Regions from separate parts of the Homo sapiens genome. Here region 1 is linked to region 2. Evidence: read pairs that join two places in POLR2A ChIA-PET (ENCODE). Cell type or tissue: OCI-LY7. All regions are shown on one strand. Links, peaks and the distances in the headings refer to the core of each region. The heading gives the core; the rest is flanking DNA.

Region 1 (16,601 bases), core at 5,832-8,331, 62 kb before region 2:
TTTCTGCCATGAAAGCATAATCTTTGAAACATTAACAACACATATACATACTGTGTATCTCATCAATATGTCATGTACTTATACAGCAAACACACGCAAAGGCGTATAGCTCATTGATGAGGGAATTGTCAGGATGGCGAGTCTGAGTCACGGGGAGTTAGAGAAGTGGGGTTATGCACTCAGGGAGGAAGAAGGATGGATACAAATGCTAAGTTTGATACAAAACAGGTTAATAAATTCCAAGGCAATAAACCTGTAGCTGCTGGGCTATCTTTTATACACAACAAGAATCATTTAGATCTCAACCCCACAGGGCTACACCTTATCATCCAATGTCTCAGTGAATTTTAACAAGTAGTAAACAGCAAGTCACAGAAAGCTACCTTCCCCTGGGGCTGAGGTTCTGCACGCAGCAGCAGCATCTCCTGGGAACTTGTTAGAAATGGAAATTCCTGGACCCCAGCCCAGACCTAGCAAACAGACTCTGAGGGGGAGCCCAGAGATAGGCGTTTTTATTTATGTTTTATTTTTTTGAGACAGGTTCTCCTCTGTGGCTCAGGCTGGAGTGCAGTGTCACAATCATAGCTCACTGCCGCTGTGGCTAAGTTTTTCTTTTATTTTTTGTGGAGACTAGGTTTTCCTCTTGTTTCCCGGGTGAGTCTTGAAATCCTGGCCTCAAGGGATCCTCTGGCCTGGACCTCCCAAAATGCTGGGATTTTAGGCGTGAGCCACCGCGCCTGGCCTGAGATTTTAAGTATCTTAACACACTCTCAGCCAGGTGTGTGGCTCATGCCTGTAATCCCAGCACTTTGGGAGGCTGAGGCAAGTGGATCACTTGAGCCCAGGAGTTCAAGACCCACCTGGGCAACATGGGGAGACCCCGGTCTCTATGAAAAATACAAAAATTAGCCAGGTGTGGTGGCAAGCAGCTGTGGTCTCAGCTACTGGGGAGGCTGAGGCAGGAGAATTGTTTGAGCCTAGGAGGTCAAGGCTGTAGTGAGCTGAGATGGCAACACTGCACTCCAGCCTGAGGAGAGCCCCCTGCAGTAGGGAGGGGGCTGTTGCAGTAGGAGGTCCATCCTTTGACAGCAAGAACCCCTGTCCCAGGCTACAGAAAGGGCTTCACATTTGCAGGGAGGCGTCAGCAAGGCTAGAAAGACCGCGGCAGGTGGGGCGGGATGAGCAGTGACAGATGGGACAGTGCACCGGGGAGTGTTCTCCTGAAACTGAGATTCTGAGGAGGGGCTGTTAGAGGGGTTCCCATGCTGCTCAAGGTGGGCCAAGGTCACAGCCTGTGGGGAACCAGGAAGCCTGACTAAAGTATGGACAAGTCAACAGGCATTTTATCCAGATTGGTCAGTGCGGACAAACAGTTCAGCTAGTCACTCATGAGTTGAAGATCGGGAATTTGGAGGGTCTGGATCTGGCCTCATCGTTGGTCAACAGGGGTTCACCATCCTGCCTTATCCATGTGGCAGGGGAAAGGCCTACAGGAGGGTGGGGCATTTCTTCTATTTTCTTTTTAATAATTTCAACTTTTATTTCGGATTCAAGGGGTATATCTGCAGGTTTGTTACCTGGGTATATTGTGTGGTGCTGAGGTTTGGGGTATGAACGATCCCCTCACCCAGGTGCTGAGCATAGCACCCTATAGCTTTGCAACCCTACCCTCTCCCTTCCTCCCTCCCCGCTAGGAGTCCCCAGCATCCCTTGTTGCCATCTTTACGTCCATGACTACCCAGTGTTTAGCTCCCACTTACAGGTGAGAACATGCAGTATTTGATTTTCTGTTCCTTCCTTAACTCACTTAGAATGACGGCTTCCACTGCATCCACGTTGCTGCAAAGGACATGATTTCGTTCTTTTTGATGGTTGTGTCATATCCCATGGTGTCTATGTACCACACTTTCTTTATGCAATCCACCGTGGACGGGCACCGTGGCTTCGCTATTGTGAACAGCACTGCGATGAAAATACAAGCGCCAGGTGTCTTTTTGGTGAAACAATTATTTCTTTTGGATGTAAACCCAGTAATGAGATTGCTGGGTCAAAGGGTAGTTCTAAGTTCCTCGAAAAATTTTCAAACTGCTTGAGAGGGTGGAGGATTTCTTAATAGTCGCCGTTTCCCAGGAGCTCAAGGCTCAGGTGGAAGTTTACTATTGTCAGCATCACACCTTGTTTGTCCATTCTCCACTGATGGACACTGGGGAAGTTTCCAGTTTGGATGTCTATGCAATAGAACAGTGCTGCTGGGAAGGTTCTTGCACGGGTCTTTGGTGACCATAGTGGGGTGGATGCTGCGATGCCCCATGCAGATCCCTCCACCCAGACCAGACGCACCCCTCGATTGGGAGCACAGCCTGCACTGAACCCCTCTGTAGGCATTGCCCTGGGGGAAGGGAAATGCCTCACCCAGGGCCACGCCTCCTCCCTGGAAGCAGCCAGGACCCAAAGACTGATTGGAACAGGGGCACAAAGGCCAGGCCCTCCCACCTCAGCCTCACCTCCACTGGACGTTCCTGCAGGCCCCTCCCAGCAGCCCTGGGGTGGGCTGAGGCCTCAGTGGTAACTGTCTTGCCGCTCAGCTCCTCCCTCTGCCCAGTCACGCCTCCCTCCCTCCCTTGAAGATGCTGATCCCAACAGCACTCCCCCAAAACCTTCCTGCACATGAAGCTCTGCTTCAAGGCCGGGCACGATGGCCCTTGAATCCCACAACTTTGAGGGGCCAAGGCAGGTGAATCGCTTGAGCCCAGGAGTTCAAGACCAGCCTGCACAACGTGACAAAACCCCTTACTTACAAAACAACAACAGGAAAAAAAACACAGAAAAAAAATTAGCATGGCCTGGTGGTGTGTGCCTATAGTCTCAGCTACTCGGAGGGCTGAGGTGGGAGGATCGCTTGAGTCTAGGAGGAGGAGGCTGCAGTGACCTGTGATCGAGCCGCTGCATTCCAGTCTGGACAACAGAGCAAAACCCTTCCAAAAAACACAAACAAACAAAATGAAAAAACCAAGTCTCTGCTTCAGAGTCATCTGCTGGGAGCCCAACCTAAGGGTCAGGCGTGAGTTTCCAGTGGGCATCATGCAAGTCAAGGTGCTGGGGCGTTGTCTGCATGAGGTTCCCACTGTGGGTCGTTAGAGCCAGACCAGAGCATGCGTCCAGGTCAGCCCCAGCACACCCGAGGAGCCTCGGTGTTTTCACCAGTAAACAAGACAACAGAACCTACCGTGCAATGACCACGAAGAGTCTAGGAGTTGGCACCTGCCAGCCCAGGGCACAGTAATTCAGGATTGCTAGGGTTAAGTATGGACACTGTCCCGCAGAGGCAGGTGGGCGTGGCCACGAGGGGTGCCTGGGGGTAGGGGCACTAGTACCTGAGGGTCTGTCTGGTGGGACCCTCCCACTTCCTACCCTGCCTGGTTTCCTCATCTGCAAATGAGCTGATCATAGAATCTTCTTTCTAGGTCTGGACTGAGGGCCAAGTGCATGGAGATTGTGAAGGAGCGTGCGGAACTGGGTGGGCCTACTGAGCGCTTGGAAAGGGCGGCTTCCTCCAGGGCAAGCCTGTCTCCCAGGGTCTGGAGGGCCTCAGGGCTGCAAACCACCCCCTCAAATCAGCCTCCTCTGATGGGCTCGGGAGGCACCTAGTGCTCCACCCAGACGGGGTCTTCTGGGAGAGGGGTGAAGGGGGTTGTTGGGACCCCATCTGGCAGTTGAGAAACTTGCAAAATATCAGCCTACAATGAAGTCTTTGGGGCTCAAACTCAGAAGAGATCATGTAGCTGGTGGAAGGCAGTTGAGTTTTGGAGTCAGGACACCTGCACCTGAATCCCACTTGTATTTATGTCACCTCTTAGCTGTGTGACTGCAGGCAAGTTAAATGTCTCCATCAAGGGTACAAGGATAATGAAGCCTACCACATGGGGTTTTAGTTAAGATTAGAGTTTGGAAGTTCACGGTGAATGCCTGGCGTGTAGCAGGTGCTTAGATAAGGAGCAGCTAGCACTAACAAGCATCAGGATTTTTTTTTTTATAGGATGTAAATTTTCAGATCCAAATGCCAGCACATGCATTCTGGCCAATGGAACATAAGGAAAATATTTTGCATTGAGGCTATACTACGAAAGCCAGGACACAAGGTCACAGGGATCAACCAGGGGCCACAACAACTTCTGAAAAAAATAAGTTTTTAAAGAGCAGCCCTGACATTTGGAAGCTGGCGTGGCGCTCACAGCCGCAGCATGCTGTTCTCCTGCTGGACATAAGCAGCCCCACAGAACGCCAGCCCCAGACAGAGCTTGGAGACAAAGATGAAAGGAGACCAAGCCAGGCCACTTCATCACCATATCTAAGCACAGATGGGAGCAAGTTGACTGCACCACCCACAAAGCAGCAAACACCCACTCCCAGCCGAAACCTGTGGCTGTTACGTCTTTGCCAATTACAGCTTTATCTTCCCTCTAGTCTTCCCTTCTCATAGGTTAGATATCATTTATCGAGACACCCAGTCATGGAACCGCCCTCACTTTCTAACAGCATCCAGTTTAAAGCAAACTCAGACCCTGCCCGCAAATGCCCAGCTAAAGTCCAAATCCTATTAATACCTTCTAAGACCGTCTTCCCGGGAGACACCCACAATTCCCTGAAGTGTGTGTTCTCCTTCACTGCAATGAGCGATAATCTGTACTTGTTCAACTGCCTGTGCGTCCCTGGTGGTCTTTGGCTGGAGGCTGCTTGTACGTCCCTGGTGGTCTTTGGCTGTAGGGCATCAGTAGTTCCTAAGCTTCGGGAAGTATTATATGTTCGCTGCTTTTGATATCCCTTATCTGTTACTCATTAATGATCAGTTGTTCAAAATGACGTGCAAAAAAGCCAGTGGGGTGGGGTGGCGCATGCCTGTATTCCCAGCTACTGCTTGAGCCCGGGAGTTAGGGTACAGCCTGGGCAATGCGGCAAGACCCCATCTCTAATAATAAACCACAACCTCTCCTTACTCAGTGAAGTCCCATAGACTTGTCCAGAGCACTGAAGAGGCTGTGTCCTCTCAGAAGGGTGGGCTGCAGCTTTGAAAAGAGACAGAAAGGAGGCGGAGCTCCTACAGACACCCAAGGAGGCGGGCACAGCAGGGGTGCCCTGGAAGCAACACCCAAGGAATCCTAAGAAAGGAGTGACGGATCTGCTGCCCCTGCCTGGTTCCTTGCATGGTCTTGTTCATCACTGGACATTCCTGTGAAATTGCACCAAGTGACCCATCTAAAACTCAGTCACAGCCTGCGGCTTTTGTGGCAGCCATGATGAAAGCCAGACAGGCTCTAGGGGCGCAGTGGTGAGCAGACAGGCCAGGTCCCTGTGGTCATAAGCTTACAGTCTAAGGGCAGGAGACAGTGACGAACCAAGTGTTACAGTTTAACTTTATCACTGTTAAAAATTAAGGGATGGCCAGGTGCAGTGGCTCACACCTGTAATACCAGCACTTTGGGAGGCCAAGGTGGGCAGATCACTTGAGGTCAGGAGTTCAAGACCAGCCAGCCAATATGGCAAAACCCATCTCTACTAAAAACACAAAAATTTGCGAGGCGTGGTGGTGTGCACCTGTGATCCCAGCTACTCAGGAGGCTGAGGCAGGAGAATCTCTTGAACCTGGGAGACAGAGGTTGTAATGAGCTGAGATCACAGCACTGCACTCCAGCCTGGGTGACAGAGCGAGACCCTGTCTCAAAAAAAAAAGAAAAATTAAGGGACAACCTCAGTGAAAATATTTGCAACACATATAACAGATTAGGAGATAATACACACATTACATATAAAATATAACAAATGTCTGGAATAAGTAAATATTTATATTTATATATTAAACACATGTAAAGAACTTCTAAAAATTGGTTAAACCATTAAAACCTCCATGAGGGAAAATAGCAAAGGATATGAACAGGCAATTCCAGAATAAAATAAGTGAATGTATAAAAAATACACTCAGTTAAAACAATAGTAAGACATTTCTTGCTTAGCCAATTGCCAATGTTGCAATGATTTATAGAACCCACCAAGGGTAAGGAATTGGCGGCCTAGCACCCTGCTTGTGGGAGCACAAGGGGCTCACCTGCTAGAGGGCAGTTTGGGAGGAATTATAGACATGAAAGAAACCTTTCTTTTACACCAGCCTTCCAGGGCTAGGAAAGTCTTCTGAAAATCCCAGTACAAAGAAATCTGCACAAAGATAAGCCTCCATGTATTACTAACTGTAATAACTTTGGTCCTGGTGCAGGAAGAACCAAGAAGATCAATGGAGTGGAACTGAAGCAATAAAGAGACTCAAATGTGTTTGGGAATTGAGCACATGGTAATGGTGTAGTTTCATTGGAGAGAATAGAGTTACCTGTGTAATAGAAAACCAAGTCAAAAGCAAGAAAAATTAATGGTGAAGATAATTTTGTGGTTACAAAAAAAAAAAAAAAGGGAAGTGGGACTGACTGCATGGGACTGGAGGGAGAGAGGTGGGTTAGAGCAAGTTTGGTTTTTTTCCCTTTCCCTTGGTCAGCAAACTACCCTCAAGCCAAACCCAGCCTGCAATCTATTTTTCTACCGCCCAGTGAGCTAAGAACATTTTTTACACTTTTTACTGGTTGAAAAAATTAAAAGAATAATATTTCATGACATGTGGAAATTAGATGAAATTTGAATGTTGGTGTCTGAGTCAAGTCCCATTGGCACACACGTCCCATTGGCACACAGCGCCTCCCTCTCGTTATGTGTCACCTTTACTGGCTTTGGCACCAAAAGGGCAGACGTGGGTACTTCCGACAAAACTGAAAAGATTCCATACGTGGCCCTTGCAGAGAAAGCTTGCAGACCCCTGCTTTAGAGAGAGGAGGTATGAGAGTTTAGGCTTTGGTGTGGGTGGCTGGGGAGGTCCCCTGGTTCAGGAAATGGTGATTCCAAGGGCGGTTGCTGTCTGGGTTCTGGTGCTGTCCTCCTCCTCTGTCCACCCCATATCTAATGCATTCTGAGTGCTCGCTGGGCAGTCAGTGCAGGGCGGGACAACAGTCACGTGTTGCTTCCCAAGACATACAGTCACGGGCCCCTTAACAACAAGGATGCATTCTGGGAAATGGTGATTAGGTGGCTCTTGGAAGGTGCACCTCATTTACCCCTAGGCTGGGTGGCATAGCCCATCGCTCCCACGAGTGATGTCTGTGCTACGACAGTACCACGGCTATGACATCCCTAGGCCATAGGAATTCTTCAGCTCCATCATAGTCATGGGACCACTGTCATGCACGTGTCCCTCCTTGCCTGGAAGGTTGCTGTGCAGTGCATGACGGCACTTCCATGTCAGCGGGTGCCTCGCTGGCCCATCTCCTGCCCCTGCTCACTCTGTCTGCCACCTTCCAGCAGCTCCCCGCCCTAAAGCCATCCTGATGCTGCTTTTCCGCCATTTCTTCCTCTGTGCATGTTACCCCAAACTCCACAGGGGCTGCTGCTTGCTTGACATGCATTCTGGAACCTTCCGGGATCCTGTCCCAGTGCCCCCGAGCAGAAGCGGCAAGCAAGGGCCAACTCAGCCCAGGGCTGCCTCTGTCCAAGGCCCTCTGTCCAGGTCGACAGGCATCTTCCCCTCCCCAGGGGGAGTGCAGGCTCCAGATGAGTTTCTGTCTCCCCAGCTGAGAACCTTTGTCTTGGTTCGGGTTGCTGTAACACAATACCATATGCCAGGCTGCTCAACGAACATTGATTTCTCACAGTTTTGCAGGCTGGAAGTCTAGATCAGGGTGCAGCACACTGGAGTTCTTGGTAAGGATCCTCTTCCTGATTTCTGCCCAGCTGCCTTCTCACTGTATCCCCACGAGAGAGGGAGAGGAACCAGCTCTCAGTCTCAGTTCTGTCTCCCTGTGAATCTGAGAGTGCGCTGAGGCCAGGAACCTTTGTCCCCAGGCGCAGCTACTCCAGAGGCTGAGGTGGGAGGACTGCTTAGGTCCAGGAGGTTGATGCTGCAGGGAGCTGTGACTGCACTCCAGCGGCGGAGACAGAGCAAGACCCTGTCTCAAAAGGAAGGAAAGAAGGAGAAGAAAGAAAAGGAAGTTTTCATGCCCGACGCGGTAGCATAAGGGGGCATGGGAGACCGGACGAGAGGGTGTGGCAGCGACCGCAGGGAGAGGAGACGGCGGACGCGGAACTGTGCGGGGTTGGCAGTGGGCTTGGGGGTGGCACAGCGGGGACGCGCTGGCACCGGTTTCTGAGAGGGGACATTCGGGAGAAGCTGCCTGGGGAATGGGAGGCCACGAGTTCGGGCGTGGAGACGGAGCTTCAGGGCCTGGAGAAAGGGGAGTGGAAATGACGGAGGAAGTATCCGTATCGCATCCTCGGTTTGCCCGAGAGATGTCTGTGCCGCCACGTTTACCGCAGCGCTGTTCACAATAGCCCAGATCTGCGAGCAAAGGCAGCGGCCGTCGGTGCAGGAGTGGGCGGAGGCACCGAGGTGGATGCGCAGCAGAGCACCACTCAGCCGCAAGAACACGATAATCCCGGCCGGGCGCGGGGGCTCACGCCTGTAATCCCAGCACTTTGGGAGGCCGAGGCGGGCGGATCACGAGGTCAGGAGATCGAGACCAGCCTGACCAACATGGTGAAACCCCGTCTCTACTAAAAATACAAAAAATTAGGGCGCGGTGGCGGGCGCCTGTAGTCCCAGCTACTCGGGAGGCTGAGGCAGGAGAATGGCGTGAACCCGGGAGGCGGAGCTTGCAGTGAGCCGAGATCACCCCACTGCACTCTGGCCTGGATGACAGTGCGAGACTCCGTCTCAAAAAAAGAAAGAAAAGAAAAGAAAAGAAATACCTGAGGCTGGGTAATTGATAAGAAAAGAGGCTTAATTGGCTCATGGCTCTGCAGGCTGTGCAGGAAGCATACCGCCAGCTTCTGCTTCTGGCGAGGCTTCAGGAAGCTTCCAATCACGGCAGAAGGCAAAGAGGGAGCAGGCACATCACATGGCGAAGGTGGGAGCAAGAAGGCGGGGGGTGCCACACACTTTTTAAAACCTTATCAGGGGAGAACTCATAATAGGGAGGACAGCACCAAGGCCGTGGTGCTAAACCATTCATGAGAAATCCATCCTCATGATCCAATAACCTCCCACCAGGCCCCACCTCCAATATTGGGAATTACATTTCAACGTAAATTTTGACGAGGACATAAATACAAACTATATTACTACCCTTAAACAATTGGAAATTGCTTTGTTTTTGAGAAATAAAAGAATGCTGAATTCTGTTCTGTTGCTTTGGTTGTACACTTTAGTGAAAATTGAAAGGTTATGTTAATTTCTGAAGAATTATAATGATAAAAAACGGTGCAGACACAACCTGCACTTTGCAAGCATTGCAGACTTAAGTTTTTTGGGGGAAACTATACATAATTAAATAGTTTCCCAGTGAGCTCAGCCAGCCCATTCAGGGCAGTGCCCAGACATATGCTTGTGGCAAACTCTAGCCAAGCAACTTACCTACAGGAGAAAAAAAGACTCACTGTTTCAAGAGGAGCTGTGGTGCTTCTCTCCTTTCTCCTCTTTTTCTTGTATAAACCCTACATTCACCTGTATTCAACAAAATCAGCCAACTAATTGGTTTCTGTGTGTGTATTCAAGAAAATCAGCCAACTAATTGGTTTCTATGTGTGTATTCGAGAAAATCAGCCGACTAATTGGTTTCTATGTGTGTGTATTCGAGAAAATCAGCCAACTAATTGGTTTCTGTGTGTTTGTGTTCAAGTGAACGTCCACATTCACTCAGCTGTGCTGTGTCTCTGAGCTACTCTCTGACTCTGCAACCCTCCCCTTTTAAATGGTTGCACTGGACTCTGTATTCTTGTGCGCTCATACCCATTACCAAGCTCAAAGGGACCCACGGAAGAAGCTCAGAACTCTTATGAGAAATAAAATACCGCCGTGTGTCGTGACTAATTATGATGGCAGAAAAGCATCAAGCCGGTTTCCGTAGTGTAGTGGTTATCACGTTCGCCTCACACGCGAAAGGTCCCCGGTTCGAAACCGGGCGGAAACAGTTCCTTCTACTTTTCACTTAACTGCTTCAAATTTATTACACCGAAGACTAGCCTAGAACATCCCACCAATATCTCCACCCACTTAAGGAGAAAAGGCTATCAAGGGTATTTATACCGTTGCCTTTCCGCCGCAATCATTGGCATCTGGGAAGAACGGAACCCACCTCACTTGCTGTTGACACCAGCATGACGAACTCCCCACAAAGCCCGTCCAGTGGATGGATGCACAATGCCAAATGGAATTCCCGATGCCGGGAAAGCGTGGGGCCCAAGGCGACTTCCTCCTTTTGTAACCCATGAAGGGACAAAAATGGAGGAATCACAACAAGCTGGCAGCGGTGGGATTCGAACCCACGCCTCCGAAGAGACTGGAGCCTTAATCCAGCGCCTTAGACCGCTCGGCCACGCTACCCTCCTTCTGGGCTTCACCTACATCTTTTCCTTCCTTATAAAACATCCCCAGGGTCCCCGGGCCAACAAGGCGTCGAGGCGAATCCACAGGGCATCGCAGAACCACCGCCTTCCAGCAGGATTCGCTGGGCCAGAGGCCCCGGCTGGGAAACGGCTCCACCAGCGCCCCGGCAGAGAAGGTTCGCGAAGCGCAGGTCTCGGGATTTGCTTTGGGGGCCACTCAGAAAGTCACCCACATTGGCCCTCTTTGGGGAGGCGGCGTGAGAGGAGGGGAAGCCTTCTGCACTCTTTAAAGAAAGATAAAAATAAATAAACCAGGGCAGACCCGGTCCGCTCGGGGCCGCCTAGTCCTGCAGCCGCCGCGCCGCACTCCACAGGCAGCAGCGCACAGGGCGCGACTCCGGGGAGGCCGCGGCCCGCGGGGTCCGTCCGTCCTGCGGTCCCCAGCCCCGTCCCCTGGAGCTTGGCGCCCGCTCTGCCCGGATCCGCCCCGGCCCGGGGCTCCTGCCCGCCGTCCAGTCCGCGCAGGGACCCCGAGCAGCCTCGCCGTGCACGGCCCCGCCGGGCTCAGTTCTGGGCTCGCGCTTCCACCGCCCCCGCCTGGCTCCCAGTTTCTTTCTGTCTCCCGCGGAACCGACCTCCTTCCCCCGAATCTCCGCCAGCTCTTCTCCCCCTCCCCCTACGCCCCGTGCTTTGCTCTCCCGCTTCTCGCCTCGCCCGCGGCTGGGGGAAGGATAAGAGGGGAGGGGAGGGCAAGGGAGGGCAGGGGAGGGGTGGGGAGGGGAGGGCAGGGGAGGGGTGGGGAGGGGTGGCGAGGGGAGGGGAGGGCAGGGGAGGGGTGGCGAGGGGAGGGGAGGGCAGGGGAGGGGTGGGGAGGGGTGGGGAGGGGTGGGCAGGGGAGGGGTGGGGAGGGGTGGGGAGGGGAGGGCAGGGGAGGGGTGGGGAGGGGAGGGGAGGGCAGGGGAGGGGTGGGGAGGGGAGGGGAGGGGACGGGACCCCAAGGCCGAAGCGCCCCGGGGGGCGGAGGTGCACCCGGATTTCCAGTCGCGGGTCCCACGCGGCCACCTCCAGTCCCGCCCGTCAGCGCCGACTTCATGAGCAACCCGAGCCTGCTGCAGGACAGCGAGGACTTTTGCGGACGCCGGGACGCCGCGCCGCAGCACCCACCCGGGACCCCGCCTCCGCCGGGCAGCAGCGCAGGGGCAGCTCGTCCCGTCGCACCGCGTCGCGCAGCCTGTCCCACGCCGACCTCAGCACCAGGGCCGACGAGAGCTCGGCGGAGAAGCGGCTCGCGCTGTCGCAGATCTGCGAGTGGATGGTCAAGAGCGTGCCCTGCTCCCAGGGCGACAGCAACAGCTCGGCGGGCTGCAGGAATTCACTTCGTCATCTTCTGTCCCTACACAGCAAGCTGACTCGCGCGCAGAATGAAGGAACTGGAAAAAGTGCTCGGTGGACGCTGGATCCAGAGGGCGGCAAGGGTGGGAGATCTCTTAGGACAAGAGCTGCATCCATGGACAGCAGCAGCAAATGCGCTCGGAGCCTAAGTCAAGCTGCCACGAAAAAAGCATCCTGCAGTCTAGCCAGGGGGGTGCCGGGGACAGCCCTGGACCCCAGTTTTCCAGATGGCCTGCAAGCCCTGGCTCTCACAGCAATGATGACTTTAATAGCTGGAGTGCATTTCGCCCTGGAACTAGCTCAAATGCTAGTACTGTTACTGGGAGACTTTCACCCATTATAGTCAAAGGAGACTATCTTGGAGATGGGGACGCACATTCTGTGGGGTACCCGCCATCTGCGGCAAAGATGCCCCTACTCCACCCAGTCTGAGACAAGCAATCCTGAAACGTGGAAAGCTTTCTGAGTGATCTCAGTCTTATCTCCTCACCAACATCATTAACTGTGTCCACCCAGTCCTCACCTGGCACCATGATGCAGCAGACGCCAGCTACTCCTTTGTGCCACCAAACACCAGTCTGAATTCGCCCAGCCAAACTGCAAAAAACAGACGTAGGGCCAGTCCAACATGAGCCCTTTGCCCCAGATGCAAACACTCCAGGAGCACAAATCAAGTTACGGAGCTGTGAGTCCGTGTAACTGTGTAGCGGGACTCCTGGAGGAGATGCTGACTTCTGACTCTCCTCCCCATAATGACATTATGACACCAGCTGATCCTGGAGTAGCCCAATCCAACAGTCGGTTTCTGGGCCAGAATACCATGATGGGCCTTAATTCAGCCATGTCAACCTATGGCAGCCAGGCATCTGGATACAAAATGAGGCATCCCAGCTCCCATATCCACCCTGGGCATGCTCAGCAGACATATGCAGCTTACGGCCGTGCCCTGTCTCACACGGAAAACACCAAGCCCCACACCTCAGGTGTGAACCAACTGACCCCAGTGAAGACACCTTTGCAAGTGCCTCTGCCCCACCCCATGCAGATGAGTGCCCTGGGGGGCTACTCCTCGGTGAGCAGCTGCAGTGGTTATGGCAGAATGGACCTTCTCCACCAGGAGAGGCTTCCAAGTGACTTGGACGGCATGCTCACTGAGCCCTTGGACTGTGACATGGAATCCAAATCTTCATTTGGAATGACCTCATGGATGGAGACACGCTGGATTTTTCACCTTGGCAATGTTTTGCCCAGCCAAAGCTCCTCACACAGTGTCAAGACAAGGACACATAGCTGCGTGTCAGGCTGAGAACTGGTGAGCCCGCTACACTTAAAAGTACTTCATCGGCTGGGCACAGTGTCTCCCGCCTGTAATCCCAGCACTTTGGGAGGCTGAGGTGGGCGGATCACGAGGTCAGGAGATCGGGACCAACCTGACCAACGTGGTGAAACCCTGTCTCTACAAAAAATACAGAAATTGCCTGGGTGTGGTGGCACGTGCCTGTAATCGCGGGTACTCTGGAGGCTGAGGCAGAAGAATCGCTTGAACGTGGGAGGCGGAGATTGCAGTGAGCCCAGATGGCACCACTGCACTCCAGCCTGGAAACAAAGCAAGACTCCGTCTCAAAGAAAAAAAAAACAACTTCAGATTGTCTGACAACAGGAACTGAGAGTCCCCTCCCCTCGCCTGCCCTCCCCTCGCCTGCCCTCCCCTCCCCTCGCCTGCCCTCCCCTCCCCTCCCCACCCCTCCCCTCCCTACCCCTCCCCTGCCCTCCCCTCCCCACCCCTCCCCTCGCCTGCCCTCCCCTCCCCTCCCCACCCCTCCCCTGCCCTCCCCTCCCCTCCCCACCCCTCCCCTCGCCTGCCCTCCCCTCCCCTCCCCACCCCTCCCCTCGCCTGCCCTCCCCTCCCCTCCCCACCCCTCCCCTCCCTTGCCCTCACCTCCCCTCCCCACCCCTCCGCACCCCTCCTCACCCCTCCCCTCCCTACCTCTCCCCACCCCTCCCCTCCCCACCCCTCTGCTCCCCACCCTTCCCCTCCTCACCCCTCCCCTCCCTACCTCTCCCCACCCCTCCCCTCCCCACCCCTCTGCTCCCCACCCTTTCCCTCCCCGCCCCACCCCTCCCCACCCGTCCCCTCCCCTCCCCTCCCCTCCAGTCCCTTCCCCCAGCCGCGGGCGAGGCGAGAAGCGGGAGAGCAAAGCACGGGGCGTAGGGGGAGGGGGAGAAGAGCTGGCGGAGATTCGGGGGAAGGAGGTCGGTTCCGCGGGAGACAGAAAGAAACTGGGAGCCAGGCGGGGGCGGTGGAAGTGCGAGCCCAGAACTGAGCCCGGCGGGGCCGTGCACGGCGAGGCTGCTCGGGGTCCCTGCGCGGACTGGACGGCGGGCAGGAGCCCCGGGCCGGGGCGGATCCGGGCAGAGCGGGCGCCAAGCTCCAGGGGACGGGGCTGGGGACCGCAGGACGGACGGACCCCGCGGGCCGCGGCCTCCCCGGAGTCGCGCCCTGTGCGCTGCTGCCTGTGGAGTGCGGCGCGGCGGCTGCAGGACTAGGCGGCCCCGAGCGGACCGGGTCTGCCCTGGTTTATTTATTTTTATCTTTCTTTAAAGAGTGCAGAAGGCTTCCCCTCCTCTCACGCCGCCTCCCCAAAGAGGGCCAATGTGGGTGACTTTCTGAGTGGCCCCCAAAGCAAATCCCGAGACCTGCGCTTCGCGAACCTTCTCTGCCGGGGCGCTGGTGGAGCCGTTTCCCAGCCGGGGCCTCTGGCCCAGCGAATCCTGCTGGAAGGCGGTGGTTCTGCGATGCCCTGTGGATTCGCCTCGACGCCTTGTTGGCCCGGGGACCCTGGGGATGTTTTATAAGGAAGGAAAAGATGTAGGTGAAGCCCAGAAGGAGGGTAGCGTGGCCGAGCGGTCTAAGGCGCTGGATTAAGGCTCCAGTCTCTTCGGAGGCGTGGGTTCGAATCCCACCGCTGCCAGCTTGTTGTGATTCCTCCATTTTTGTCCCTTCATGGGTTACAAAAGGAGGAAGTCGCCTTGGGCCCCACGCTTTCCCGGCATCGGGAATTCCATTTGGCATTGTGCATCCATCCACTGGACGGGCTTTGTGGGGAGTTCGTCATGCTGGTGTCAACAGCAAGTGAGGTGGGTTCCGTTCTTCCCAGATGCCAATGATTGCGGCGGAAAGGCAACGGTATAAATACCCTTGATAGCCTTTTCTCCTTAAGTGGGTGGAGATATTGGTGGGATGTTCTAGGCTAGTCTTCGGTGTAATAAATTTGAAGCAGTTAAGTGAAAAGTAGAAGGAACTGTTTCCGCCCGGTTTCGAACCGGGGACCTTTCGCGTGTGAGGCGAACGTGATAACCACTACACTACGGAAACCGGCTTGATGCTTTTCTGCCATCATAATTAGTCACGACACACGGCGGTATTTTATTTCTCATAAGAGTTCTGAGCTTCTTCCGTGGGTCCCTTTGAGCTTGGTAATGGGTATGAGCGCACAAGAATACAGAGTCCAGTGCAACCATTTAAAAGGGGAGGGTTGCAGAGTCAGAGAGTAGCTCAGAGACACAGCACAGCTGAGTGAATGTGGACGTTCACTTGAACACAAACACACAGAAACCAATTAGTTGGCTGATTTTCTCGAATACACACACATAGAAACCAATTAGTCGGCTGATTTTCTCGAATACACACATAGAAACCAATTAGTTGGCTGATTTTCTTGAATACACACACAGAAACCAATTAGTTGGCTGATTTTGTTGAATACAGGTGAATGTAGGGTTTATACAAGAAAAAGAGGAGAAAGGAGAGAAGCACCACAGCTCCTCTTGAAACAGTGAGTCTTTTTTTCTCCTGTAGGTAAGTTGCTTGGCTAGAGTTTGCCACAAGCATATGTCTGGGCACTGCCCTGAATGGGCTGGCTGAGCTCACTGGGAAACTATTTAATTATGTATAGTTTCCCCCAAAAAACTTAAGTCTGCAATGCTTGCAAAGTGCAGGTTGTGTCTGCACCGTTTTTTATCATTATAATTCTTCAGAAATTAACATAACCTTTCAATTTTCACTAAAGTGTACAACCAAAGCAACAGAACAGAATTCAGCATTCTTTTATTTCTCAAAAACAAAGCAATTTCCAATTGTTTAAGGGTAGTAATATAGTTTGTATTTATGTCCTCGTCAAAATTTACGTTGAAATGTAATTCCCAATATTGGAGGTGGGGCCTGGTGGGAGGTTATTGGATCATGAGGATGGATTTCTCATGAATGGTTTAGCACCACGGCCTTGGTGCTGTCCTCCCTATTATGAGTTCTCCCCTGATAAGGTTTTAAAAAGTGTGTGGCACCCCCCGCCTTCTTGCTCCCACCTTCGCCATGTGATGTGCCTGCTCCCTCTTTGCCTTCTGCCGTGATTGGAAGCTTCCTGAAGCCTCGCCAGAAGCAGAAGCTGGCGGTATGCTTCCTGCACAGCCTGCAGAGCCATGAGCCAATTAAGCCTCTTTTCTTATCAATTACCCAGCCTCAGGTATTTCTTTTCTTTTCTTTTCTTTCTTTTTTTTTTGAGATAGAGTCTGGCTCTGTCGCCCAGGCTGGAGTGCAGTGGCATGATCTCTGCTCACTGCAACCTCTGCCTCCTGGGTTCAAGAGATTCTCCTGCCTCAGCCTCCTGAGTAGCTGGGATTACAGGTGCACGCCACCACACCTGGCTAATTTTTGTATATATTTTTTTACATTTTATTTA
Region 2 (10,979 bases), core at 402-2,901:
GTGCTGCTTATTGTTTAGAGCCAGGAATAGAGCCACACAATGTGTGGGGGCTCAGCGCCCCCCCTTTTCTGGGCTTAGCGACTTTCCTCAAACAAAGGGCAATCTCTGAAGATCTCAGATGCATTTTCATTCTTCCTGCCTCACCACCACCAACCCAACCTTCGTCCCACTTCCCTTTGGTCTGGAACATCGAGTCCGCAAAACAGAGGAACAAACACAGAGTTCTGCTCTCTCAGAAGTGGAGTGCATGCAGGTGGCTGCCTGCCAGCCCCAACGACATCCTAGGACACTCTCCTCCAGGCCTGGGACCTCAAGTTGTGCCTTCAGGAGGCCAGCTGGTAACTGTCTCTGTGTCGATAGCATCTTCGGGGCTACAGTGATGGAGTCATCCCATCTAGCCACCCCTTCCTCATCTATGACCCAGGAGGCCCAGACCTGGCCCAGACAAGGGCTACCCCCTCACTCCTGATGCTCTGCTCCCTTGGGACCCACTAATGACTCACGGCCAGAGAGTGTGCTGCTGCCAATGAGTCTCTGGAGATACACAAAACTCTCCATATTTCTCTTGCATTTAGTTCTGCAAGATTTTAGGCAGATTCTGTCATTGGCTGGACCGAAATCTCTGCCTGAACCATGGAAGAAACCAATGCCCACTCCCATGGGTTGCTAGGAGCTCTTGAAATCAAAGTCAGCACCTCCCTTCCCCCTGCCTTCCCAACGCCCACGCACTGTCTTCGTCCTGGGACTGCACCCCTTGCCTTTCACTTCATCACAGTGCCCTTGTTGGAAGGCCACGGTGGGCTCCTCTCTCCAACCCTCTCTGTCTCCCCGTCGGCCCCCACGGCTTGGCTTTTCTTCCGAGACCTTGGCATGGCAGGTGTTTCCGGTGTCCTGTGGCCACAGGGCACTGGCCACACTGTCAGCAACACCATCAGCAGGTGTGAAGGAAGGACTTTCAAAGCTGCTGGGCCATGCAGAGGCAGAAGGATCAGAGGAGGTGTGCAGGGTGAGTTAATGAGGTGGTAGAGGCTCCCCAGGGACCCTTAGGCTAGGAGGCACCCAGACAGGCAGGAATACAAGGGAAGAGGGGTGGCCTGTGAGGCGCATGGGCTGATGGCCCTGTCTCCTAGAGCTAAAATTGAGGGGACAAACAGAGGACAGGTTGGGACAGCTCCAGGTGTGTTTCAAGAAGGTTCAAGGACAGGAGGTGGGGTCCCCCCGAAGCGGGGCCGTGTTGACACCTCTCAGTTATTGGAACACGATTCACACAATAACCAGCATGGGCAGAGGCCTCGGGCAGGGTCCAGGCCCTGGCTGGACAGTCCAGACTCTCACCCTCTGTGGCTACTGGTGGAAGCCTCTCTGCGACAGGTGGGGAAGCTGGCAAGGAAGGGTTCCAGCAAAGGGGTCTACACTGGTTGTGCACCTTCTCACCCTCTCTTCTGTTCCCTTCTCTTTTCCTTTATACTTCAGTCTTTTCTTCTGGATTCTAGACACAGGTTAGAGCTCCATGACAGCAAAACCAGGAGGGGCACGTCAGTGTTCAGCTAGTAACTTCCAAAACCAAGAGGGGCTCAGGGTGTGTTTATGCATCCATTCAGATGGGTTGGGTTCTGGGGAATTAGTCGAGGTTGTGTTAGGTTGTGACACAGGTCTGCTCATAAGGTGGTAATGGGGCGCGAGACAGGTCCCACAGCTGGCCTTCTCACAGAAGGAGCACTCACTCCAATTTCCCTGGACTGGGGGCAGGCTGCCACCTCCTGGGGACAGGGGATTGGGGCAGGATGTTCCAGAACCGTGGAAGTGCTAGAGGGACCTCAGTTCTCTGTTGTGATACACCCGTGTGATTCCCATCATGGAATCTTCAGGGGAGGAGGATTGTAGACACACACACACACACACAGACACACACACATGCACACACACACAGACACACCCATGCACACACACACAGACACACACATAGACACACACACAGATGCACACACACAGACACATACACACACACACACGTGCTGACAGTAATAAAACTAACATGCATTGGGTACTTCCTATCTATCAAACACTTATCTATACCTCAGTATTATTATTTTTATTATTATTATTACTAATAGGTCCAAATTATAGATAAGGAAACGGAGGCCCAGGAGCTGAGTGACTTGCTCCTGCACACAGTGGGTGAGTGGTGGGGTGGGGTTCCACCCACTGTCTGGTTCCAGAGCCTCGCTCTGCACTTCTCGAATTCAGATTCCTCACCAGCTACGTCGTGTGTCTGGGTACACCCTTCCGTCACTCCTGTTACCCAAAACCATGACCGTCTCAGGAACCAGCTGGCCACAGACCAAACACTCACCCTAACCTGCCATCACACAGAGGCACTGAAGAAGCGACCGGCTCACACGGTGCCAGCCACAAAACCAGCCAACCAGCCAACTAATGAATACAAAATTTAAAATCCCGCTGCCAGATAAAACAACTTAAAGCTGAGGTCTCCCTAAGACTTTGTCAAGAGCATCTTCTGAGCCAGGAGGAACAGGTACCTGGTCCCTTTGCTCCCAACACTCAAGGGTATCATCTTGAAAGCCTTTAGCAGAGAGAGATGGTCTGGCAGCTTCCTGAAGGGAAAAGTCAGCGGCTCCTGGACAGCACCCTCCTCCCCGTTTGCTGCTGTGCGTCCGCCCTTTCTGACCTCACTCTTCAGTTAAGGATCCAGGGTGCTCAATCCTTACTTGAAGCGTAAGTCCCCTCCTCGAAGGAAACACTTTCCACCCTCTGCTATTTTGATTACAGTGTAAATTGATTTCAGGTTGTTCCTGGTGAGGAGGTTTTGCCTGGGGAAGGAGTAAGGGACTGGACGCGTCGGATATTTGGGGAAGAAGGAAAACCCAGTGTGCGCAAGGACCACAAAGGGGTCCTCCAGCTGGAGCTGAGCTCTGCCGGCGGGCACGTGCTGCTTGTCCTCCCAGGAGCCTTGGGCTGCTCCCTCCGGAAGGCACAGGGAGAAATAAGGGGTCCTGAGAAATGTCACTGCCTGCACCCAGCAAAAGCCCATTTCTTTCTTCTCCTTCTCTTTTTATTTTTCTTTTCTTCTTGCTCTCTCATTGCCCCCAGCCCGCCCCACTCCTGTTCTCTCCTCCTGCACCTGCAATTCCTAAACAACCCTGATGTTTTTCTGATTTCCGGTCCCTCCGTCGAGTCTGTCTTTAAAGATGAGTACTTTTTGCTTTGCTACTGTTATTTTTTTAGATAATTTATTGTTAAATAAAGAATTTTAAAGCAAAATGCAGTGGGACAGATGTCAAAGGCAAGTTGAAAACATAATTTCTGTCAAATACTATTCTGGATTTCCTAAGGTTAGGCACAAGAAAAGCATCAAATGAAAAGGTACTTACTCAAACTAAGTCTTTTTAAAAAGTCTGTATTTGAAAGGAAAACAACTTTTCACTAAAAATATAAATCATTCTTATTACAGGAAAACCATAATTTAAGAGACTGAGAAAAGTTTTTGATTCACAAATAAATGGCATCTCCCTAATACACTTAGGACTGTTTGTTTTTAATCAGTGACTCTTAAAAATCACTGCTTCCACCTGACAAACTCAGGCGAATCACTATGGATTGGTGTCCTCTGAGCCACCCTGAAGCATCCCATTTTCTCTACACATGTCCTTTTCTCCAACTTTCAGCAAAGCAAGAATGGAGAAAAAGAGGATTAGAAGGAACTTCAGTTGGTTCCCTGGTGAATAACTTAACAAAATAAAACCTGCTTTTCCATTTGTATTACACATTCACAATCTCTCACTCTTACTTACTCTATTGGTGAATTTCAGATTCTGTCCACACATATAATTATTTGCCTGAACTTAACACTATCTTCCTGACAAATAGTAAATCTCCCAAGGACATCTCCGAACCTGGCAGTGTCCACAGGCCACGTCCTCCCACAGGAGTCCCTCGCCTGCTATGCAGCTGTTGGCGTCCTGAGCGATCCCAGTGTTTCCATGGGGGCAGAGCAAAACCTTGGGGATTCTCTAACATAATTTTAAGACTACATTTCACACTTAAATGACCACGTTATGAAACCTGGCAGGAAAATCCATGTTATTAATAAATGCCATGTCTCTTGCTCTCCCAAACACAGGAAGTATTTTTTGCTCTGCATATGTCTGCGGAGACTGTGGGGTCCCAGAGTGGAAAACTTCTCTAGTAACAAAGTACAGAAATTATCCCTGAAGTATAGTCTTTGCTTTGCTACTTCTGTAAGCTGTGTAACTGGTGAATTTTGCCTGTCTCCTGTCCTCCACTCCCCAAGCTGCAAGTCCGCAGGTGTCAGTGGGGCCTTGGCCCTCTCCCACGGGCCTCCCCGACACCCCCTGCAATGCCCTTCCCCCCGGCAGACCCCAGCTAGTGCTCACTGCCTGCGCTGGTTTGATTTCGATAGGTCCACAAGAGGATTTCCACCCTCTTAGTCTCTAAGGAAGATGGACTGCCCCAAGAAGGGAACCGCAATGAGGCTTGAAATCTTTTTCGTCTGGTGGGGGCAATGGGATGTATCAGGATCCTGCCTCCTGAGATGCGGCCCACCTAAACGGGCGTGGACATCTCCTCTTGGCCACACTCGAAACATCCCATGCTGCGGCCAAGCTCGGATAATAAAATGGTGCCACTAATTGTACGCCTTCCCAAAGCCTCCCACCTTCATTTTCTGATTGCCGTTTCTGAAAGATGGAGGTGTAGGCAGCTGTTGAGAATGAGCCACTTACCTGGCAGGTAGCAGCAAAAGGTCTGAAATGGCAGATGAGTCCTGGTGAGCTCACCTCCTCTGCAAAGGGTGATGATTGCTGTAAAGTGTCTTGGTCCCAGATGCTAAGATTCCCTAGACGTGGACTGGCAGCTGAGCTCCAGAGGCCAGGGCACGTGTGACAGAATTATTTATCCATCTTCCACCCTAAGATATATGCCGTTTGCTCTGCCCTTGGCTATGGAAACCAAGATGGATAGAACAAAACAAGGAAGTCGTCACATCCTGTCTCTGAGAAAAATCTTGAATTCCCATGTAAAATATCTCTCCAGGGTCACAGAAGGAGGGGAAAGGTATCTGAGAGCTTTGTAGAGAGCGACAGCTGCAGAGGCTCAAAGTGAGGAGAAAACGCTCCAGCTGGGTTCAGGGTCTTTGTGCCAGTGAAGCTCGGACTCCAAGGAGGCAGGGTAGCAGTCCCCGAACAGTGAAAGAGAGTAGACTGCAGTCTCCACTAACTAACCACGAGGAAGGGGCTGATGACCAATTTTTAACCCACCATAACCTTCTCCTCAGGACAAGGTCAGTAAGGAACAAATCCTGGGGGCATTGTCGTGAGGCAACCTGCAAAACCTGTTCACGTGCAACTTAGAAATGCAGGAGGGTGCTGGATTGGGATTTCTCTAGTGGAGAAGAGGTCAGAAAAGAAGCAGCAAGCACTACCCCAGCCCAGCCCACCCCATCTTACTGTAGGCCATGGTGCAACTTGGGCATTAGCGGACTGAGGCACCAGCCACCCAGCTGCAGCCCACACTGACGTCCCCTCCAGGGAACAGGCCAGAGCTGAGGCACGAGCAGCTCAAGCACATGCAGTGTTGTGGGAAACTGAGGACCGGAGAGACCGATGTGAAGAACAGGAGGATTGTTTATTTTAGGTACACACCGGCTCAGTGGACTCACATCCAAAAAGCTGAGCATTAAACAAAGACAGAGCGGGGTTTTTGTAAGTGGACTTACAATAAATAAAACAAAAGCAGCTAATCATGATAGGTCACATAATCTATAGCATAGCATAACTTGTGGCCTTGCACAGCGGGTGACTTTGTAGCTGCATTGAAAGAAAAACAAGAACTGGCTAAGTACAGACATTTGTAAAACACAATCATGCTTAAGAAGCCTGGGAAAACAGTAACAGTAAAAGAATTTGTCTTTCTCTCTTTTTCCTTCAACCTTGCTCTGGAAGTGGGGCGGCGGGTATCTGGAGCCCATTCCTTTGGCCTTGGCTTTCTGGACACTGTTATAACTGTCCTTGCAGTGGGCTTGCTATAGGCAGAGGAAAACTTGTCCTTTACTTTTTAACCCTTGCCTTGCCTGTTACTTTTCTTGGAGTGAATGAAGGCATATGTATTTTTAAATTTTCTGCCTCAGTAGCACACCCCAGGGACTCCCAGAAGTGCCTGTGTTTGTAGAGGGGCCTCTGCAGGTGACAGGGCGCTACATGGGTGGGAGACGGGAGCCAGCAAGCTTCAGGCATGGACCTGGAGGTGACTGTCTGTGCTCAGACAGGCTGGTGAGACTGGGCACCCAGGCTTATTAATGTGAACAGATGTCCCTAGGACAGCAAAAGGGGCTGAACAGTGAGCTCAAACAGTGGGTGCAGTTCCCCGGGCCTGGGGAGACAGAGGAGGGCTCAAGGACAGGGTATACTTAAGATGGATGCTGCATAAACAGTAGGATCAGGGAAGCCATGGGCAGCCCGGGAGGACAGAGCCTGCGAGGACAGACATTCTTCGTGGAGGGAGGTGATTAGCATGTGGGAGGTAGGAAAAGGCTAGGGGTTAGCCAGACCAGTGTGTGGCTCACTAGTGGAAGGGAAGGTTGAACAGAAGTGGATGGGACCACATTGCAGAGGCCCTTGCATGCCACATAGGGAAGTGAAAGAGAAGGAAAATTGCACTTGTAGAGAGGGGCTGCTCGAAAACGAGAACATGGCCTAAACTTTTCATTGCCCTTAGGTTGGATTCCTCCATGCTGCCTGGGGAGAGGTGAGATTGTCACAGCAGAAATGCAAAGAGAGAGAGAAATGGGCAGAGTCCACTTCTGTGGCTCCTAGACACAGCCCTGGTGGGATGTGGGAGGGGGACCCCACCTGCCACCACCGCCTGCATATCAGGCGCATCATGCAGTAGGAAAGATGTAGACAGCGGCTGTCCCTGCCAGCCGAACCTCCCATTCCAAGACCCAGTAAATGCATAAAGGCTCAGATCCAAAATGAAGGTAGGTGCTGAACCCCTGGCGGACTATAGGTGCCACTGGAGAGAATGGACCCTCATCTGTCCTTGTGTGGGATTTTTGGGTGTCAATTTTCTTCCCAGAAACCTCTGTGGCACCTGAGTTCTTGTCCTGCCTCCAGGAAGAATGAGGTCATGAGGTACACAGACAAGTGAAGGGTGAAGAAGATGCAGAGAAGCTTTATTGAATGCTAGAACAGCTCAGAGGTGATCTGCAGTGAGCTCCTCTCTGTAGGTAAGTCCTCCCCTCCCACTGAGTGTTCAGCTCTCAGCAGAGAAGGCCCTTGAGAGGGTAGCTCCTCTCTGCCCACTGGTCCTCCTGCCACCTGCTGCTCTCAGCAGACAGAAGTCCCTGGAGAGAGTGGCTCCTCTCCACAGGCAAGTTGTTCTGAACACCTCTGCAGGTCTCTGAAGCTCTCAGCAGAGAGGGTAGCTCCTCTCTGCAGCTGGCCATCCCATCGTTTCTCCATCCTCTGCCCTGCTCTGGCTGAGCCTCAGGCTTTTATGCACCTCAGAGGGGAGGAAGTGCATGCTGATTGGTCCATGGGCAGCCAGAGGGAGACACCACAAGTCCCCACTCCAGTCAGAGGGACTGGCAGCCAGGCCTTCAGGCCCTCCCTGGCCTGAAGGCGGGGCCTTACTGGGGACCCGCCTTCTCCCTCCAGGGACTCTGTCTGCCTCCCACTGCCATTTATGGTCCCTGGCTAGGCCCCAACCCCGCTCTGAGAGTGGGAGCAGAGAGAGGCCAGGCAGTGGGAAGCAGACAGCCCTGAGCCTGCAGGGATGGGGGTTGGGGGGCTGGGTACAGGGTGGTTCTTCCCAGGCCCTGGAGGTGCAGAATGCACAGATGCCGGGGTCCTGCTCCTGGGAGGGTGGCCGAAGCTGCACCCGGGGAGCTCCTGCCCCATCAATTCGGAAGGGGCAGGGCTCCTGCTTGTCCTGGCTCCTGCCTCCTCCGTGGAGCAGGAGGCTGAGGTCTGCAGCTGTGGGTTGGGTGGCTGCAGCTGCACGCAGAAGGGCAGATCCTGCCTGCCCCTGGCTCCCACCCAGGAGCTCAGGGAGGCTTGGATCCACAGCTGCAGTTTGGGTGGCTGTAGACCCACACAGGAGGGTTGGGATCCTGCCTGATCTGTACAGCAGGAGGCCTGGGTCTGCAGTCACAGTTTGGGTGACTGCAGCGGTACCCGGGGAGCTCCCGCCCCATCTCAGAAGGGGCAGAGCTCTTACTGGCTCCGTGAAGTATGCAGCCCCAGCCAGGCCTCCCTGCTGCAGCCCCTGTGATGGCAGCGGCCATCACGTGGAGGGAGGTGATTGGCACGTGTGGGGTAGGAAAGGCTAGGGGCTAGCCAGGCCAGCATGGAGCCATCACTTGGACAGCGGAGAACATGCCCCATTATATAGCTTCCGTGGTGCACAGCAGCCCTCACCATGAGGTCGTCTGAGGGAATTCTGGAGGGGCTAATGGGAGAATCCTCATCCCCAGGGCAAAGGCTATTCTCACGCCCAGCGTGGGCTACCAGTGGAGATAGAAGCAAAGTCATGCCAGCCTCGCAAGTAGTGAATTCCTCCTTTTCTGACGATCCCCCATCCACCTTCCCCGGCAGCCCACAACATGGCCCTTGAGCTTCCTTACTGCATTTTCATTTTCTCCTGTTCCGTTCTCCAGGGAGCTCACACTGACATTCTTGTGCCTGTCAGCTGGCACAGTGCCCCCCATTGTGCTTTGTCACACAGATAGAGACGTGCACAGGCACTGGGAGATAGGAGAGGCCCACTGCTGCCCTCACAGCCACAGGTGCTCATCTTTGGCTCCTGAGATTGTGGGGGCTGCAGGAGCCACACACACCCTCTACTCCCAAACAGCCTGACCTCGCCAAGGCAAGCCATTTTCGAGGGTGACTTGAGTGGTGCTGCCCAAAGGGATCAGCACGGAGCATCCCTAGCTCGGAGGAATTCCTTCACTGCAAGAAGTAGCCAGCACCTTCTCCTGACACACAGAAGTGGGTAGAATAAGGAGCTCCAGCTGCGGGCTTACGCCAGGTAGAGTGAGCATTGGTTATGGAGGAGACCCCGTGAGAACAGCGCTCATCTGAGTCCCGACCATTGGTTATGGAGGAGACCCTGTGAAAACAGTGCTCATCTGAGTCCCGACCATTTGTAGGAGGGAAGTGGGTTGGTGCCCTTATATTACACCTTTTCAGAGAGCCAGCCAAAACGCAGTTTGACAGGGTTTGAGTTGCATAAACAGGTGGTAATAATAATAATAATAAACTAGGGGGAGCTGAGCGTGGTGGCTCACGCCTGTAATCACAGCACTTTGAGAAGCTGAAACAAGGGTCTTGTTTGTGTCCAGGAGTTCGAGAGCCCAGAAGTTCTAGACCAGCCTGGGCAACACAGTGAAACCTTGTCTCCATTACAAATTAAAAACAAATAACCAGGTCGTTTCTTAAAGAGGGTGCTCTTGGTTATTCAAACCTGCTGTCCCCGGCAGACGGTGGGTTCTCCTGTTTCATCCACACTCTCTCCAGGCACCTTTAGGGAACAAATAATACTGTTTGCTTTAACAGGAGGAGAACTTTTGAAGAAAAAAATTATGTTAAATTTCCAAATAAGGCAAAAAGGTAGGTAACATGTCCTTTCAGTGTCATGTGGGCACTGGCCCAGCCACAGATTACTTATGGAAGTGTACTTTGATTACTGTTTGCCATTACTTAAAAACCCCAGATTTAGTGAATTTGCATAATTAACTTGTAGACTTTTGCCCAGTAGAGTTGCAAATAATTTTTTTCTTTTTTGAGACAGGGCCTTGCTCTGTCACCCAGGCTGGAGTACAGTGGCACAGTCACAGCTCACTGCAGCCTCAACCTCCCAGGCTCAAGTGATCCTCCCACCTCAGCCTCCCATGTCACTGGGACCACAGGTGACCAGCTAATTTTTTAATTTTTTCTTTATAGAGATGAGGTTCTCATTATGTTGCCCAGACCGGTCTCATACTCCTGGGCTCAAGCAATCCTCCCCCTTCAGCCTCCCAAAGTGCTGGGATTATATACACGAGCCACTGCATGCATCCAGATAATTTCTATCCAGTAGAAAAATACAACCCAAAAGGTTATGGTGTATCGCCTTCTAAGAGATTATCCAGTTCTGTAGATAAGGCAGCAGTCTTACCACAACGTTTCTGTATTAAACTGCCTCTAAATATCTAATTCCTTTTTTTAAAAAATAATTCCTGAAGTGCTTCCTGAACTAGTCTTTACCACGTCATTGGTTACCTCAAATTAAGGGACTGAATAAAATCTATTACACATGATCATTTTATAATTGAATGAGTCATGTTTTAAAAGTTTTTTGAAAATTGTACTTTGACAAGTTGTCAGCCTAGAAACAGCTTTTCTTACAAGTCCTCTGACCCTGGTCTTAATGAGCAGTGCCTGTCAGGACCCATCGGCCTGGCCTCACCAGGACTGTGTGCTCCCTGCGTCCCAATACACCCCCAGCAGAGCCAGGATCAAATAAGATCATATGGAAAATATTGTCAACTGGGCTTCAAACAGTGCCTTCCTTCTAAATACTAGAGGTCCTTTAATGCAAGAAATGTTTAAAAGAGTACTTTTTAAAGTATTTAAAAGAGTACTGTTATTATTTTATTACTTTCTAAAATGTTAGATTTGGGGATTAGGAGTTATCATTTGGCTTTTTTTTTTGAGACGGAGTCTTGCTCTGTCGCCCAGGCTGGAGTGCAGTGGCGTGATCTGGGCTCACTGCAAGATCTGCCTCCTGGGTTCACGCCCTTCTCCTGCCTCAGCCTCCCGAGTAGATGGGACTACAGGTACCCGCCACCATGCCCGGCTAATTTTCTGTATTTTTTTTTAGTAGAGATGGGGTTTCACCGTGTTAGCCAAGATGGTCTCCATCCCCTGACCTGGTGATCCACCTGCCTCGGCCTCCCA

What was found. ChIA-PET counts read pairs that join two places held together with the same protein. Peaks named below come from ENCODE experiments on the same cell type or tissue, not always from the same donor. Only the 100,000 strongest peaks of a DNase experiment are listed, where the experiment ranks them.
Region 1: POLR2A ChIA-PET joins it to region 2 with 5 read pairs; 5 of 35 experiments call an interaction of 5 or more read pairs at or near these places.

What each region holds. Positions count from the first base shown.
Region 1 is chr5:181,095,707-181,112,307 of GRCh38, reverse strand. It overlaps TRV-CAC1-2 (tRNA-Val (anticodon CAC) 1-2), which reads right to left and starts at 15,238; the gene lies at 15,166-15,238. TRL-AAG1-1 (tRNA-Leu (anticodon AAG) 1-1) reads left to right here and starts at 14,753; the gene lies at 14,753-14,834. It overlaps TRL-AAG1-2 (tRNA-Leu (anticodon AAG) 1-2), which reads right to left and starts at 10,468; the gene lies at 10,387-10,468. TRV-CAC1-3 (tRNA-Val (anticodon CAC) 1-3) reads left to right here and starts at 9,983; the gene lies at 9,983-10,055. It also overlaps the pseudogene FOXO1B. RefSeq lists enhancers at 6,946-7,445, 7,446-7,947. In OCI-LY7, for the core only: no CTCF peak of the experiment used is centred there; no DNase peak of the experiment used is centred there.
Region 2 is chr5:181,034,217-181,045,195 of GRCh38, reverse strand. BTNL9 (butyrophilin like 9) reads right to left here and starts at 4,930. Exons shown (of 11, transcript NM_152547.5): 1 at 4,764-4,930. It overlaps MIR8089 (microRNA 8089), which reads left to right and starts at 1,712; the gene lies at 1,712-1,793. RefSeq lists an enhancer at 7,487-8,413 and a silencer at 8,658-9,036. In OCI-LY7, for the core only: CTCF peaks have their summits at 1,563 and 1,762 (motif pointing left); DNase peaks (open chromatin) are centred at 945 and 1,735; H3K4me3 peaks cover 1,197 bases; H3K27ac peaks cover 1,303 bases.